Linked DNA regions of Homo sapiens: all the other regions are linked to region 4. The links are chromatin contacts, found by Hi-C or POLR2A ChIA-PET in ENCODE. All regions are on one chromosome and are shown on one strand. The core of a region is the stretch at or near the end of the contact, and the rest is flanking DNA. Distances in the headings are between cores, read along the strand shown.

What was found. Hi-C counts contacts between places; a loop is a spot of excess contacts on that map. ChIA-PET counts read pairs that join two places held with the same protein, here RNA polymerase II (POLR2A). Pooled maps may share reads with other maps.
Region 1: a pooled map shows a loop between it and region 4 (7-fold over the local background). The contact joins the promoter of HCG17 here to the promoter of LINC02569 in region 4. A Hi-C loop is called at or near these places in 9 of 50 pooled maps. POLR2A ChIA-PET finds 5 or more read pairs at or near these places in 4 of 52 experiments (A549, GM12878, Panc1 and 1 more).
Region 2: a loop to region 4 is called in a pooled map, with 3 times the contacts of the local background. The contact joins the promoter of HCG20 here to the promoter of LINC02569 in region 4. A Hi-C loop is called at or near these places in 5 of 50 pooled maps. POLR2A ChIA-PET finds 5 or more read pairs at or near these places in 4 of 52 experiments (activated T-cell, activated naive CD4-positive, alpha-beta T cell and naive thymus-derived CD8-positive, alpha-beta T cell).
Region 3: a pooled map shows a loop between it and region 4 (5-fold over the local background). The contact joins the promoter of RPP21 here to the promoter of LINC02569 in region 4. A Hi-C loop is called at or near these places in 1 of 37 single-sample maps with no recorded cell type and 7 of 50 pooled maps. POLR2A ChIA-PET finds 5 or more read pairs at or near these places in 1 of 52 experiments (activated T-cell).

The regions. Positions count from the first base shown.
Region 1 is chr6:30,324,847-30,327,546 of GRCh38, forward strand. HCG17 (HLA complex group 17) reads right to left here and starts at 1,288. Exons shown (of 5, transcript NR_052012.1): 1 at 1,163-1,288. It overlaps TRIM39 (tripartite motif containing 39), which reads left to right and starts at 2,081. Exons shown (of 8, transcript NM_001369521.2): 1 at 2,081-2,149. It overlaps HCG18 (HLA complex group 18), which reads right to left and starts at 2,310. Exons shown (of 3, transcript NR_102327.1): 1 at 1,305-2,310. RefSeq lists an enhancer at 117-760.
Region 2 is chr6:30,765,337-30,768,103 of GRCh38, forward strand. It overlaps HCG20 (HLA complex group 20), which reads left to right and starts at 1,489. Exons shown (of 4, transcript NR_138037.1): 1 at 1,489-1,615.
Region 3 is chr6:30,343,792-30,346,595 of GRCh38, forward strand. RPP21 (ribonuclease P subunit p21) reads left to right here and starts at 1,365. Exons shown (of 5, transcript NM_024839.4): 1 at 1,365-1,437; 2 at 1,507-1,607; 3 at 1,700-1,782; 4 at 2,641-2,766. The coding sequence starts at 1,381. It overlaps TRIM39-RPP21 (TRIM39-RPP21 readthrough), which reads left to right. Exons shown (of 10, transcript NM_001199119.1): 7 at 1,507-1,607; 8 at 1,700-1,782; 9 at 2,641-2,766.
Region 4 is chr6:30,514,783-30,517,631 of GRCh38, forward strand. LINC02569 (long intergenic non-protein coding RNA 2569) reads left to right here and starts at 1,484. Exons shown (of 2, transcript NR_149088.1): 1 at 1,484-1,829. RefSeq lists an enhancer at 1-65.

The sequences.
Region 1 (2,700 bases), core at 38-2,537, 190 kb before region 4:
AATTTTTGTCTCTACTAAAAAGTAGAGACAGGGTTTCGCTATGTTGGCCAGGCTGGTCTCAAACTCCTGACCTCAGGTGATCCACCCGCCTCGGCCTCCCAAAGTGATAGGATTACAGGCGTGAGCCACCGCGCCCAGCCTTCATTTAGTACTGTCTAATGATGTTTTCATACTGCAAGGAGAAAGCTGAGTATGGACCACAAGGCCAAAAAGATGTCCTCTCTGGCTCTCTACAGCAAAGATTTGCCAAGCCCTGTTATATGTCATACTACTTGCGCTTCATAATTTTATAGTTTTACCTAGACAGTCTCCCTTTTTTCCTTCCATATTCAGCATAAAATCCCCTTAATATCAGTCTCTAGGCAAGCACATTCTTCACAGTCCTTAGAACTGGACCTCCTCTTGTTAATTTCCTTAGTCTAATCACATTCCTCCTGGTTATCTACAAACAGAAAGCCAGAAAGGAGGGCTATCAACATCTTAAGCGCCACAAATTAACAAATCAAAACCAAATCTCTCTCTCCCTCCGAAGCCACGGCTAAGGAGGCTCACTGCCCAGTTAGTGGCTTTCAAACTACCCTTACAAGTGAGACATCTTGTGAATTAGAACAAGTGCTGCTGCTAAAATCCCTAACGGCTACATAGCAATGTGAAAAAAGGTATCAAATGTAATTTTCTCAAATTTAATCTTCTTCAATTCTTGGCACAAAAAAAGGAACAGTAAAGGTAGACAACTGTAATTAGCATGTGTGATCCCAAATCTTTATACCTTAGATACTGGATTATATTTTCAGCAAGTAAATAGTTTCTGGCTCCCAAGATGAGAGGTTAAATAATGCAGGGTGTTTGTAAACAGCAGCACAATTTACACCGGAAATTAGGGCCCTTTCTCACCGAGGAGAGTACAGCAAAATCTGCTCATCTCTTTCAATGAATATTCTCCATGACTAGTGCTGGCGGCGGGGAGGCGGAGCAAGCTATCTTTTCTACCAGCCGTGTCACACCCCTCCTAGCACTAACCCCTCCTCCTCAGCCTTTTCACACCTCTACCCACTACTAGCCCCTCCCCAGCCCCATCACCTCTTCCCGGGCCCCTCACACCTCTCCCAGCATACTCTTCCCCAGCCTCATCACCTCACCCACTTCCTCCAAAATCACTGACCTGCTAAGCTTCCAGCAGCAGGCGGGCAAAGCAGGGAGGCTGTAATGCAAAAGTCCGCAGTCCCTACACAAACACTATCTGCTCCTGCGGAGAAACTCAAGTCACAGCCCCAGAAGTGGAAAGAACAGGCCTTGGCTCTCACCCAGTTAACAAGCGTTTATCCAGCGCACGTGTTGCGGTCGGACCCCATGCGAAGGAGCTAAGGACACAAAGGTGAGCAGCAGAGACGCGGTTCCAGCTCTCCCCCGGCTCCCACTCCAGCGGGATAGGTAGATAATTTCGGTAAATTTCGCCAAGCAGGGGCAGGACAAAGAGTATTTGAAGTCTACCGCGGGGAGAACTTACCTAATCCTTGAATGTTAAAAGGCTAAAAACTCCACTAGTCGGAAGTGACGTGCCAGCTTAGCCCCGCAGGTCCGCCACGTAATTGGCCGCCGCCACAGCTAGCCACCCTCTCCCCAGACTGGCCCGAAGAGAGGAAAAGTGTGGAAGTCCACAAGCCGCCCCCGCCCCGCCCTCTTCGTCGACTTTCAGCTGCACCGGGAGGCGGCGGCGCCTGGCCAGAGCCGGGGCCTGGAGCCTGGACTAGACAGCCTCGCCGGCCGGGGCGCCAGTCCAGCGCCCTGCGGGCAATGGGCTTCAGCGCTCGAGCACGCGCATGCGCGGGCCTGTATCTCCAGAGGATTCCTCGGGTCACCTGGACGCCAGCATCTCAGCCACCTGCCCCTCTGGGTCCCTTCTTGCCCTTGATTCCCCCTGCTGCTTCTCATCGCCAGCCCTCCTCCTCCTTCTTCCGCAGGCACCGCTAGACCCGGCCGCGGCCGCCCGCCGACACCCCAGCTTCCACTGACACGAGCCTCGGCGCGGCTTCCGCTTCCGGCGAGTATTGTGTGTCGCGCCGCGGGGCGGGGGCGAGGGGAGGAGGAAGGAGGGAGGCAGCGCTCCGGCGGCTCCGCGCCCCGCACTCCCGGACCCGAAGCCGGGAAGGTAGGTGCTGTCCCGCCGCCGCGCCCGAGCCTGGGGCCTGCGCTCGCCGGCCGGCTCCGCAAGCCGCGTCCCAGCGCCCCGCGACTGCGTCACCGGCCCCCCGCACGTAACCACAGCTGCCTCCGCCCGCCTCGGGCCCGGGCGGACGTTTTGCCGCCCCGGCGACGTCAGCGCGTCCGGCGTTGCTTGGCTACCCCGCCGTTCCCCCGTCCCGCTGCTGCTCACCTCCCCGGGTGAAACTCTGACGCAGTCACCGCGGGTCTCGGCAGCGTCATAGCGGCGGGCATCCCATCTGCACGTCACACCTCTTTCTCACCTGGACACGCATCCCTTCCTACCCTGCCAGCCACGACGTTTCCTCTTTCCCCTCTCCAATGCCCCAGCCCCAGATCTGGCGGAAGAAGATGGAGAACGGGGGTGGGACAGAGTTGTGGACAACCTCTCAGGAGAGGGTCGCAAGGTGGGACCCTGAACAGTGGTAGAAACAAAATGAGATTGTCCCTGAAGTTTGCCCTTCAGCTGAGACACAAGGAGTAGAGGAAGAGGAAGGA
Region 2 (2,767 bases), core at 239-2,738, 250 kb after region 4:
CCTGAGGCGACATACATCCTCCTTGGCTTACGAGATGACAGGATTAAGAGATTAAAGTAAAGACAGTCATAGGAAATCACAAGGGTATTGACTGGGGAAGTGATAAGTGTCCATGAAATCTTCACAATTTATGTTTAGAGATTGCAGTAAAGACAGGCATAAGAAATTATAAAAGTATTAATTTGGGGAACTAATAAATGTCCATGAAATCTTCACAATCCACATTCTTCTGCCATGGCTTCAGCTGGTCCCTCCGTTTGGGGTCCCTGACTTCCTGAACAGTGATTACATGGGGACAATGGGAATGAGGAGGAAGAATGAGAGGCATTTGCTAGAAAATGTATTCAAACTGATGGCTGGTCTGAAAGGGAGTTGTAGGCTGGGGTGATGAGAGACAGGTCTCATAGCAACAGGGTAAACAAAGTAAACTTGGCTTGGTTGGTGTTTTATTTATTATTATTATTTTTTTGAGATGGAGTTTTGCTCTTGTTGCCCAGACTGGAGTGCAATGGTGCAATCTCAGCTCACTGCAACCTCTGCCTCCCAGATTCAAGTGATTCTCCTGCCTCAGCCTCCCGAGTAGCTGGGGTAACAGGTATGTGCCACCATGGCCAGCTAATTTCTTTATTTTTACTAGAGACGGGGTTTCACCATGTTGGCCAGGCTGATCTCCAACTCCTGACCTCAAGTGATCCGCCCACCTTGGCCTCCCAAAGTGCTGGAATTACAGGCATGAGCCACGGCACCCGGCCTATTATTATTATTATTTTATTTCGAGACAGGGTCTTCCTCTGTCACTCAGGCTGAAGTGCAGTGGTGCAATCTCAGCTTTCTGCAACCTCTGCCTCCTGGGCTCAAGCGATCGATCCTCCTGTCTCAGCCTCCCAAGTAGCTGGGACTACAGGCGCATGCCACAAAGCTAGGCTAATTTTTTTTTTGTATCTTTTGAAGAGGCAAGATTTTGCTGTGTCCAGCCTGTCTCCAGGCTGGTCTTGAACTCATGAGCTCAAAGCAATCTGCCCACCTTGGCCTCCCAAAGTGCTGGGATTGCAGGTGTGAGCCACTGCACTCGGCAGCAGGTGTTTTAGATTGGGCTACCTTGAAGCAGAACCTGGGGTGGGGACTTTTGTTCAAGAGATACACTGCGGGAGGCTCTCAGGAGAAAGACTGAAGAAAACAGGATAGGGAAGGGAAAAAGGCTAAGCAAGGATGTGAGCTTCAGCCTGAGCTCATGGGGAAGCTCAGGGCAGCAAATTGCACCAGTCAATTGCACTTGGAGGCATGGGGGCTGGCGTTTTGTAGATCTGCTTTAAGGTCAGGCAGCCACTGGGAGTCTGTCCAGAGTGTGTGCAAGGGAGGAGGGCTTGGCTCCTGTTTGGCCCAGGGCAATTCTCCAGAAAAGGGGACAATTGTGTGTGGTTATCAGCTGATATTCCCAAAAGCTGGAAAGTGAGTGGACTCACTGGTGAAAAGGACCTGAGCCCAAACAGTGTCCATGATAGTGAATCCATTTTGGTTGTGTTGGATTTGAGGTGGCAAAGAAATAAGGAACTGGCATGTGACTGCGGGAAATTGGAGCTACAAGACAGGAGTTCAGGTGAAAAGATAGGACTAGGTATGTAGCTATTGGAGTGGGGGACTTCGGCGCACAGATGATAGGGTTTTTTGTTTGTTTGTTTGTGAGGGTTTTTTTGTTTGTTTGTTTGTTTGTTTGTTTGGAGAGAGGGTCTTGCTCTGTAACCCTGGCTGGAGTATAGTGGCATGATCATAGCTCTCTGCAGCCTTGACCTCCCAGGCTCAAGAGATCGTCTCACCTCAGCTTCTTGAGTAGCTGATACTACAGGTGTATGTCACCACTCCCAGCCAATTTTTTAAACATTTTTTTAGAGACTGGGGGTCTCACTGTGTTGCCCAGGCTGGTCTCAAATTCCTGGGCTCAAATGATCCTGCTGCCTCAGCCTCCCAAAGTTTTGGGATTATAGGTGTGAGCCATGGCGCAGGCCTAGATGATAGTTTAAACAAGAGGGAATTTGTATATTTGTCACTTTGGGGGTTGCTGGTGGCCTTTGAAGGAAGAGTTTCACAGCAGGACAGAGTACAAAACCATATGGTGACGTGAGGTCTAGTAATGCTTTCCACAGTTAATGTCCTTCCATTCTGACTAACTCTTAACACCTCTAGGGTACTTTCTCCTTCGACTTATGTGCTGCTCATTCTGGCTTGTCCTCTGTGTTCTGGTTATTTTTTGTTGTCCAACAAATTGCCTCAAAATTTTGTGGCATGAGACAACCCTTTATTACGTTCACGGATTCTGTGGGCCAGGAATTTGGACACACCGCAGTGGGGATGGCTTGTCTCTGCTCCATGTTATCTGGGGCTGCAGCTGGAAGACTCGAAAGCTGGGGGACTGAAATCGTCTGCAGACACTTTGCAGTGGATGCTGGCAGTTAGCTCAGGGACCTCAGGGTTTCTACCTGTGGTCTAGTTAGAGTTTCTCTTGCATAGTGGCTGGGTTGCTGTGAGGGAACCAGGCATGAACTGCTTTTTTTTTTTTTGAGGCGGAGTTTCACTCTTGTTGCCCAGGCTGGAGTGCAGTGGTGCAGTCATGGTTCACTGCAGCCTTGACTACCCAGGCTTAAGTGATCCTCCTGCCTCAGTCTCCCTGGTAGCTGGGGCTACTGCCAACATGCCTGGCTGATTTTTGTATTATTATTATCATTATTTTGTAGAGACAGGGTCTCACTATGTTGCCCAGGCTGGTCTCCAA
Region 3 (2,804 bases), core at 115-2,614, 170 kb before region 4:
TAGACATGCATGTTCCTGGGTCTCACCCTTAGTGGTTAGTCAAGGTCTGGGGTGGGCCGGACATCTACATTTTATTTATGAGACAGAGTCTCGTTCTGTCGCCCAGGCTGGAGTACAGTGGTGATCTCAGCTCACTGCAACCTCCGCCTCCCAGGTTCAAGCAATTCTCCTGCCTCAGCCTCCAGAGTAGCTGGGATTACTATGGACTATAGCCATGCACCACCACACCCGGCTAATTTTAGTGGAGACAGGGTTTTGCCATGTTGGACAGGCTGGTCTCGAACTCCTGAACTCAAGTAATCTACCTGCCTCAGCCACTCAAAGTGCTAGGATTACAGGTGTGAGCCACCGTGCCCAGCCTACATCTACATTTTAAACACACCACTCTCATTTGAGTCCGAAAACCCTTGTGAAACTAGTTCCAGAGGAGGTTTCAGCCATGTCCTTCCTCCCAGCTGGAGCCCTGCTTGTCTGTCCCCGCCTGGCACTGGGTCTGAAATTGGAGAGAAGTCATCCTCTCCTGACTTATGCTGCCCTCCCCATCTCAGGGTTCATTGATCTTCTACCCCTCCAATTCATGTCCCTCTGCTTCTGACTTCAGTAACTGATAGTCACTATGAGTCACAGGACACCAGACAGAAGAACTGGAAGATAGAAGAGGTCAGAGGGAGGGGTGTGAGGTGAATGTCAGTGTGGGGAGTGGGGTGAAGTTTCAGGGGCAGGGGATGCTGTTGACAGATTTCTGTGCTGTACCTAAGCCTAGGAGTTAGAAACCATTCACTCAGAAAGTGAGGATCACCTACTGTGTGTCCAGCACTGCATAACAGGAAGTGTGTTTCTTTGGTAGGTGGAATAGTAGGAGTAAACTGTGCTTTCTGAGGACCGGGAGTCCTTTTCCCTCCCTCCAGCACCCTCATGATCCTTCCCACTTTCACCCCCACTGGCACCAGTGCTTTTTTTTAATGTATTACCTCTGTGCCTTCCGTCTGTAGATCTTACAGGCATCTGCCTCGGACCTCAGGAGAGTAGGGCAGAAGCTCTAGCTGGGTATAAATTGCACATAACCATCTCCCCAACGTAGCTACATAAAGAGACCAGCCTTCTGTCCTGAAAATGGCCGATTTAAGATCCTCACCTGCTCCACTAGGTCTCTAGGTGATATAATTGGTCATGAGCTTGAGGAAGACAAAAGCACTGAAAATTCATAAAGGGACCCTGGGCATGGATTGCTGGGGTTGTGTTTAGAAACCGATGAGTTTGTGAGGCCTCCGGGAGGCTCCCGAGGGCGCGGGGACTACGTTTCCCAGGAGGCCTCGCGCGGACGCCCGGGCGGGGCTGTGCGAGGGGTGGGGCTGCGGGAGGCCCTGGAGCGCGGCGGTGATGGCGGGGCCGGTGAAGGACCGCGAGGCCTTCCAGAGGCTCAACTTCCTGTACCAGGTGAGTCTGCGACAAGGGCCCCACGGGGACGGTGCTCGGCGTCCCAGAGTGACTGCTCCCCTCCCGCAGGCCGCCCATTGTGTCCTTGCCCAGGACCCCGAGAACCAGGCGCTGGCGAGGTTTTACTGCTACACTGAGAGGACCATTGCGAAGCGGCTCGTCTTGCGGCGGTGAGACAGCCACGGGGCGGGCGGCGGGCGGGACGCGGGAGGAACGCGAGAGGGAGCGCGGGCGCCAGACCACTATCCTCCTCCGCCCCCAGGGATCCCTCGGTGAAGAGGACTCTCTGTCGAGGCTGCTCTTCCCTCCTCGTCCCGGGCCTCACCTGCACCCAGCGCCAGAGACGTGAGTGCTCCAACGGAGGTGGAAGACTGCGGAGCATTGGGGGCGCGGAGGGGGGCGGGGTGGGGGGCGGGCACTGGAGGCCAACAGCGCCTTTCTCACTGTAGATGGATGTTGGGTGTGGGATTCGCAGGAGTCTTCCTTCTTCGGGTTTGGATTAAGTTCCTAACGCCACTTGCACAAACTAGGGTTTGGGCTCGGCTGTTTTTTTTTTTTTTCTTCCAGTGTGGGCAATAAATAATAACTTTTAAGAGGCAACCCCACCCATGCACAATAATAGATGTTGTTCGGCTTTGTGGAGGACGATTCCCATCACCATTCATTTATTAAGCAAATACTTATTTTCTAAAATGTGTCAGGTACTGTGCTAGATTCATTATTCTCATTGAAATTACGGTCTGATGGGACAGACTAAGAAACAAAATGGTGTAGAAAAAGATTAACTGGGGGAGTAGAATGCTCACTTACTCATGCCAGTGGTGGCGAAGTTTATGATAAGCAAAGGGAGTGAGAGATGGAAATTCTAGGCATGTGTGCAGACTCTGAGACAAGAGAGCTTGTGGTGCTGTCAAAGAAATGAGAGTTCAGGAGGCTGGAGTTTGAGGTAGGAGGGCAAAACATGAGACTGGAGGGGGAAACAGGCCAGTTCTTGAAGTCTTGTTAGGGAGTTTGAACTTTATCTTAAAGAGTTCCAGGAAATCGATGGAGCTTATGCCGAGGCCTGACACCATCAAATGTGCATTCAAATTGGGGGTGTGGTGGGGGAGCGGGGATACCTACTGAAAAACACTGGAGGCAAAACTGGCAGCAAGAGACCGTTACTTCTAAACGTGGACAGTCTTTTTCCCATGTTCACCCTAGGCTGCAGGGGACAGCGCTGGACCGTACAGACCTGCCTAACATGCCAGCGCAGCCAACGCTTCCTCAATGATCCCGGGCATTTACTCTGGGGAGACAGGCCTGAGGCCCAGCTCGGGAGCCAAGCAGGTGAGAGGTGAGGGAGAAAATGGAGGACACCCCAGAGG
Region 4 (2,849 bases), core at 234-2,733:
AAGTAACCATTTGTCTCTTATCTACCTATGACCTGGAAGCCCCCTCGCCACTTGGAGTTGTCCCACCATTGCTTCAAGTTGTCCCGCCTTTCCAGACCGAACCAATGTTAATCTTACATATGTTGATTGATGTCTCATGTCTCCCTAAAATGTATAAAACCAAGCTGTGCCCTGACCAACTTGGGCACATGTCATCAGGACTTCCTAAGGCTGTGTCACCGACACACATCCTCAACCCTGACAACATAAACTTTCTAAATTAACTGAGACCTGTCTCAGATATTCAGGGTTCACACTCCCCTGGACCCCCTGACTTTCTTCAGGGCACTGGCCACTTTCTTGTCTGTCTTTGGACACTCTCCTCTAGAAGTCTTTGAAATTCTTGAGGCAGGAAGGACCAATTCCCAGCCCTGAATCTTGCATAAAGTGGGTCCTTTTTAAATGGAAATACGGCTACTCCTCAAAGGAAGGCTAGGAATTTTGCTCTGTGTGACCCTAGTCGTAGTTCTTCACAGAGGGCTCCATTTCACTTGCCTTTCCTTCTGCTTTTTTCTTCACTCGTTTCCCCACAGAGCAAGACAAAAGAAGCCGGCAAGGATGGCTCTGGTCAGGGTCTGCCTTCAGCCACCCAAATGGGATTGCAAAGAGGAGGACAGGGATGGAAAGGGGAAAGTTTGATTTGGTTTGGTTTGCTTAGTCTTTCTATTGGTACCACTTCCTTATCCCAACCTCATCATCTTCCCCGATCCCTACCAACCCACTGCAGGCATATGAGCCCTAAAATCTGGGAAAGGCTTTTTTCCCTAGGGGCCCTGGCCTCACAGACTTGCCCAGGGGGGTAAATTCTCAGTGGCTCAGTGGCACGTGCCTCACGTCCTCACCGGCAGCCTAGATAGATAGATAGATAGATAGATAGATAGATAGATAGATAGATGATAGATAGATATATAGTTTTTTTTTTTTTTTTTTTTTTGAGACGGAGTTTCGCTCTTGCCGCTGCCCAGGCTATAGTGCAATGGCGCCATCTCGGCTCACCGCAACTTCCGCCTCCCAGGTTCAAGCGATTCTCCTGCCTCAGCCTCCCGAGTAGCTTGTATTACAGGCATGCGCCACCACACCCGGCTAATTTTGTATTTTTAGTAGAGAGGGGGTTTCTCCATGTTGTTCAGGCTGGTCTCGAACTCCCAACCTCAGGTGATCCGCCTGTCTTGGCCTCTCAAGTGCTGGGATTACAGGGGTGAGCCACCGCGCCCAGCCGGGAGCCCCTATTTTAAGGACGCTATTGCTGTGGAGGAGTAACCCCACTTTTAGGAATCCTTTTCCGTGCGAAAGGCTGTTTGAGATCAGGCGCAACAACTTCTCCCGCTCAGGTTACCCTCAGAAAGGCTATGGACCCCGGACTCCGCCCCAGATTGCATAACAACTGAGGGGTGGGTCCCTATTTCCTCTCTGGGATCTGTAGCCAATCATTCACGAGGTAAACAGAACGACCGAGTTTCTCTCAGCCGAGAACTGTGGCTGCCCCTCCGGTGAAAACAGAGGAAGTGGGAGCGGCAGGAAGCGCTTTGGGACCAGGGCGACCCCTGAAGCGTAGAGGAACCAGGTCACAAGCATACGTGAATGCTCACATTCCATAGTTATCAAATGTATTCAGGTTTAAATTTTACTTTTCTAGAAAAAATGTAAATAATCCGTTGAGAATATTTAATGAAAAATGTTGGTCGTATCTTTATCTGGTCTGCGGCTCTGTCCCTGTTTCCTGGATAGGAGACTACGTCTGTATCTTGTATCACAGGAGGCACCTTCTTCCTGTTTCCTGGCACAGACTTGTAAGTGAATTTCCTGCCCGCCTCCGCCCACAGCGTAAGCCGCGCTGGAACAGCTCACTTATTGCCCCAGATGTATGTGGAGTAACCGCCTTCAGTTTCCTGGTTCTGAGTTTCCGTGTTACTCAAGCAATGCTTCTGCTGAATTTGTCTTTTTTTTTTTTTTGAGACAGAGTCTTGCTTTGTCGCCCAGACTGGAGTGAAATGGCGTGGTCTCGGCTCACTGCAGCCTCCACCTCCTGGGTTCAAGCGAGTCTCCTGCCTCAGCCTCCTGAGTGTGCAACTTATCTTTTTATTTTATTTATTTATAATTTTTTGGCTAATTTTGGCTATTTTGTGTCTGTGTGTGTATTTTTAGTAGACATGGGGTTTCACCATGTTGGGCAGGCTGGTCTCGAACTCCTGACCTCAGGTGATCCGCCCACCTCGGCCTCCCAAAGTGCTGGAATTACAGGCGTGAGCCACCGCACCTGGCCTATTTATTTATTTATTTATTTGTGACTGAGTCTCGCTCTGTCACCCAAGCTGGAATGCAATGGCGTGATCTCGGCTCACTGCTACCTCCACGCCCCAAGTTTAAACAATTCTCCTGCCTCAGCCTCCCGAGTAGCTGGGACTACAGGTGTGCACCACCACATCCAGCTAATTTTTTGTATTTTTAGTAGAGATGGGGTTTCACCATGTTGGTCAGGCTGGTCTCGAACTCCTGACCTCAAGCGATCCACCCACCTTGGCCTCCCAAAGTGTTGGGATACAGGCGTGAGCCACTGCACCTGGTTGAATTTCTCCTTTTAATTGGAGGTTTCATTTTATTTTTCTTTATTTATTTTTTTGAGACGAAGTTGCACTCTTGTTGCCCAGGCTAGAGTGCAGTGGCGCGATCTGGGTTCACTGCAACCTCTGCCTCCCAGATGCAAGTGATTCTCCTGCCTCAGCCTCCTGAGTAGCTGGGAATACAAGCACCCACCACCATGCCCAGTTAATTTTTGTACTTTTAGTAGAGACAAGGTTTTGCCATGTTGG